2 separate regions of the Homo sapiens genome follow, and region 1 is linked to region 2. A link is an interaction called in ENCODE POLR2A ChIA-PET data of the cell type or tissue named here. Cell type or tissue: OCI-LY7. All regions are shown on one strand.

Region 1 (2,500 bases), 290 kb after region 2:
GTAGCTGGGACTACAGGCACATACCACCATGCACGGCTAATTTTTACCTTTTTTGTAGAGGTGGGAGGTCTCACTCTGTTGCCCAGGCTGGTCTCAAACCCCTGGCCTCAAGCAATCCTCCCACACTGGGCTCCCAGAGTGCTGAGATTACACGCATGAGCCAGTGAACCAGGCCACAATAACCTCCTTTTGGTGACTAGAAAACAGCAAACTTATTCTGCTCAGAGCCTCATCACCTGCCCTGCTGGTCCCACTGTGTCGATGCCTGTTCTCTTCTCTTCCCATGGCTGGCTTTGCATCCTTCAGATCTTAGCTCACATATCCCTTCTTCAGGGAAGTCTTCCTGACTATCCTCTCTAAAGAGGACCCTACGGAGATTATTTACTATAGCACTTCACGCACTTCCTTCCTTCACAGCATCTATCACAACTGTACTTTTTCTAACCCACTTCTTCATTTGCTTTTCTACTCCCCCACCAGCTTGTACACTCCATGAGGGCAAGAGCTATTTTGCTTCTGTTCACTACTCCACCACCACCTAGAAGAGTGCAGGCACAGAGTATGTTCTTAATAAGTATTTATGCAATGAGTGATCTCCATGTTCCTTTTCATTTTATTGTCCTAAATGAATTTTGCAGACAGCCCAATGGGCCATCAGATTGACTCACTTTGAGAATAATTTCTGGGGCCAAATCCCCTCACTTATTTATTTATTTATTTATTTAGAGACAGAGTGTCACTGTCATCCCCTTCTCACTCTTTAGAAGCAGCTGGGGTTGGATCTTTCAACATGTGATGCCTGAGCCTCCTTGAGACCAATCCTGGACTCACATTGCCATGGCCAGCCCAGCAGGCACCTACCTTCCTTCCTTCCTTCCTCCCTCCCTTCTTTCTTTCTCGCTCTTTCTTTCTTTTTCTTTCTCCTTCCTTCCTTCTTCCCTTCCCCTCCTTTCTTTCCTCCCTTCCTTCCTTCTTTCTTTCTTTTTCCTTCTTCTCTCTCTATCCTTCCTTCCTTCGTTCGTTCCTTCCTTCCTCCTTATTCCCTTCCCCTCCTTTTTTCCTTTCCTTTTTTCTTTCTCTCTTTCTTTCTTTCCTTCCTTCCTTTCTTTTTTCTTTCTTTCTTTTTGTTTTTCTCTCTTTTCTCCTTCCTTCCTTCCTTCCCTCCTTCCTTCCTTCCTTCCCTCCTTCCTGTCTTTCTTTCTTCTTCTTCTTCTTTTTTTTTTTTTTGAGACAGAGTCTCGCTCTGTTGCCCAGGCTGGAGTGCAATGGCATGATCTTGGCTCACTGCAACCTCTGCCTTTCAGGTTCAAGTGATTCTCCTGCCTCAGCCTCCCAAGTAGCTGGGATTACAGGCTCATGCCACCATATTTGGCTAATTTTTGTATTTTTAGTGGAGATGAAGTTTTGCCACGTTGGCCAGGCTGGTCTTGAACTCCTGACCTAAGTGATCTGCCCGCCTCAGCTTCCCAGAGTGCTGGGATTACAGGCGTGAACCACTGTGCCCAGCCTGCTTCCTTTGTAATAAGCAACTCTTCCTACATCTGGTAAGGGAGAGTCAGGGAGTAAGAACTAGTCTTCACTCATAACTGACTCTATGAAAACTGTGTGAACTTGGACAACTTAATCTCAATGGGTGGCAATTTTCCAATTTTTAAAAAGGGAATAACAGTAATAAAGAATTTCTCAACCCCAGTTCTACTGACATTTTGGGCTGGATAATTCTTTCTCAGGTAGTGTGTGTGTCCTGTACATTGAAGGATGTTTGGCAGCATCTACCCACTAGATGCCAGTAGCAAACCCAGTTAGGACAATCAAGAATGTCTCCAGACATTGCCAGACATCGCCAGGGGGCAAAACCACAACTTTTCCTTTCCTCTTTCCCCCATTTTAAACCACTCCAATAATACCTGCCTTATTGGATTATTGGTAGTTTAAATGAGATAGGTCATGTTAAGTGCTTATTATTATGCTTTGAACAGAAGAAGGATTTAATCAATATTTAAAATCTATTACCATTATTACCAATGTCATTACATTGAAGGCTGCAGGACTTGCAGGGAATTCTGGCAGATCCAGAAAAATTCACTCTAGTGCCCATGGTGTGCTGAAGCTGTCTTGTCTGTGCTTCCAAACATTGATTGCTAAATTTTCAGGAAATTTGCAAACCAGTTGTTAAACATAGCCATCCTTGAAATGGGCAATTGTAGGAGTATTTACACCATGGGAATTGGCAAATGCTACATAGCAGGGCTTTATTTTCTGGGAGCTACCTGGCTACCATAGTGTTTCTTTATTAATGCACTAAATGACAAGATCTTGTGGTGAGTCAGTTAACTACTGATATTTTGAAATATTGATGACCATAAATGATATTTTGAGATATCAACAACTGTAATATGATATGAAAATCAGTGATTTCCACTGGAGGCAAAGTTAATGATATTGGTTTGTTGCCCCCTTTCAGATTTGAAGGAAATGTTAAATTTGAGTTAGAAATAGG
Region 2 (2,500 bases):
AAATTGAGAAGAGTAGACTTTAAATGGTCTCAACACACAAAAAAAGCACGTGAGGTGATAGATATGTGAATTAGCTTGGTTTAATCATTCTACTGTGTATGTATAAACATATCAAAACATCACATCATACCCCATAAACATATACAATTATTTGTCAATTAAAATTAAATTGGCCAGGTGTGGTGGCTCATGCCTCTAATTCATCCCAGCCCCACTTTGGGAGGCTGAGGCAGGAGGATCACTTGAGCCCATGAGTTCAAGACCAGCCTGGGCAACATAGTGAGACCATGTCTCTATAAAAACATTTAAAAAAATTAGCCGAGCGTGGTGGTGCACCTGCAGTCTCAGTTATTCGGGACGCCTGAGGTGGGAGGATCCCTTGAGCCCAGGATTTCAAGGCTGCAGTGAGAAAATCATATCACTACACTTCAGCCTAGATGACAGAATAAGACCATGTATAAAATAAAATAAAATATAGAAAATAAAATAGAAAATAAAACAAAATGGTCATGAGAATGAACAAATGATAACTACCCAGATCTACTTGGATGAATCTCACATAATGTGAAATTCTGTTGACATAATATTTAACGAAAATAAAAAGGCAAAGCAAAGCTGGTGTTTGATGTTAGGATGGCGGTTACCCTTCGTGGGTGGAGAGGGGGTTTCCAGTGCTGCTCTTGTTCTGTTGTTTGATCTGGGTGCTGGTTATGCGAGTCTGTTCACTTTGTGAAAACATATCCACAGCCACGTGGGATTCATGCACTCTTCTGTATGAATATTGCACTCCGATGGAAAGATTTTAACTGAACCTCTATCTAACGCTTACGGTTTTCTTCTATGGCACCATACTCCTACCCTGGCTGACAGGTATTGTCATTGGCTGCTGCCATCACATGGGCTGCAGCAGGGAGGCACCTGTGGCAGGGAAGCGCAGCGGGAGCTGCACACTCCATGGATCTGGTGCTCCCCAGGGGCCGCTGCAGCTGCCCAAATCTCAGCTGCCAACCCAGGCCTCCAGCTCCACAGAGCAGGCAGGAACCCTGCCCTACTGGACAGGGCTGCAGCTGCCCAAACTGCAGCTGTGGATCCAAGCCTTCCCGTGCTCTTAGCGGGGCTGGGAGCAGGCAAGATCTGCCTGTCTGGGTGCAGCTGCAGCCACCCGACTGGCGGCTGCAGACCTGGGCCTCCTGCTCCACAAACTAGGCAGGAGCTGGGGACAAGCAGGATCCCCACCCCTTCCAAGTTGGCGGGGCGGAAGCTCCCTGGGTGCAGCTGCAGCGGCCCTCCCAAGTGCAGGACCTGGGTATCTCTGCAGCCTGCATTCTCAGGCGGGGAATGCTCCCCATCCCTGCAGGCTCAGGGGTGTCTGCTCCCGCTGCCTGGACTATCTCCTCTCCAGGCACCTGCTCCAATCTGGGAGCAGGGTTGGGGCTGCACCCCAGGGGCCATGAATGGCAGCGGGAGTCAGATTCCTGGGCAGAAGGGGGCGAGTCCCCAGTAAGGCCCCTCCTTCAGGCCAGGGAGGGCCTGAAGGCTGGGAGCCAGCTGCCAGTCCTGAGGGCCGGAGTGGGGACTTGTGGTGCTCCCTCCCTGCTGCCCATGGCCACCCACAGAGCAATCAGCATGCACTTCACCCCCTCTGAGGTCTATAAAAGTCCCGGGCTCAGCCAGAGCAGGAGAGAGGACAGAGAAAGGGATGACCAGCTGCAGAGAGGAGCTACTGTCTCTGCTGGTAACTGGAGATAATGGGACAAACAGTAGCAGAGAGGAGCAACATCCTCCAGGGCCTCCTCTCCGCTGAGAGTTAACACTGCAGACCATCTGCCTACAGACAGAAGTTACTCACTGAGGGTCTCCTGTGAACTGTTGTAACACTCAATAAAGTTTCTCTTAATCATGTTCACCTTCCACCTGTCTGCGTACCTCCTGGACACAGGACAAGAACTCGGGTAAAGGTGCCATCAGCCACAGATGTTTCTGGCCAGAAAAGTGACAACCCAAAGAGCCCATAACAGTATGACACAGAGGATGGCATGGAATGGGGCATACTAAAATGCCAGACTTGCTGTCCAGGATTGGGCTCAAGTCCTGACTCAACCACTGTCTACCATCTTCCCTCCCAGCACTCACCTGAAACGTGGGCACTAATTTCTCCTTTGCAGGGTATATTGTGTGTAACAAAGAAATGAGAAACATGTAAAAACATACTAAGTAATAACATACTAAGAGCCCATGTTATCTGAGCACCAAGTATGTGCCATATTCTTCCCAATCCCTTCAACAAGTCTGAAGTTGAAGGATTCTCCCTATTTTACAGCCAAGGAGCCAAGGCTCAGTGCATTGAAGAGACACACAGCTCCCAAGAGCTAAGCTGGGTTTACACCCAAGTCTGTCTGATCCAAAGTAAGAGCTCTACCCAGGACTGCAGGAGGACCTGGGAGAGTCTGCCAGATGCCATGAGCCATATCTCTCCCCACTGCCTTCAGCTCTGGGGAAC

Evidence for each region. ChIA-PET counts read pairs that join two places held together with the same protein. Peaks named below come from ENCODE experiments on the same cell type or tissue, not always from the same donor. Only the 100,000 strongest peaks of a DNase experiment are listed, where the experiment ranks them.
Region 1: POLR2A ChIA-PET joins it to region 2 with 5 read pairs; 4 of 35 experiments call an interaction of 5 or more read pairs at or near these places.

What each region holds. Positions count from the first base shown.
Region 1 is chr20:43,431,992-43,434,491 of GRCh38, reverse strand. No RefSeq gene overlaps it. Among named protein-coding and RNA genes, the nearest start is that of SRSF6, 25 kb to the left of the region's middle. In OCI-LY7, a CTCF peak has its summit at 1,745 (motif pointing right); no DNase peak of the experiment used is centred here.
Region 2 is chr20:43,720,507-43,723,006 of GRCh38, reverse strand. No RefSeq gene overlaps it. Among named protein-coding and RNA genes, the nearest start is that of GTSF1L, 5.2 kb to the left of the region's middle. RefSeq lists an enhancer at 603-672 and a silencer at 2,392-2,500. In OCI-LY7, no CTCF peak of the experiment used is centred here; DNase peaks (open chromatin) are centred at 346, 976 and 1,775; H3K4me3 peaks cover 1,771 bases; H3K27ac peaks cover 2,500 bases.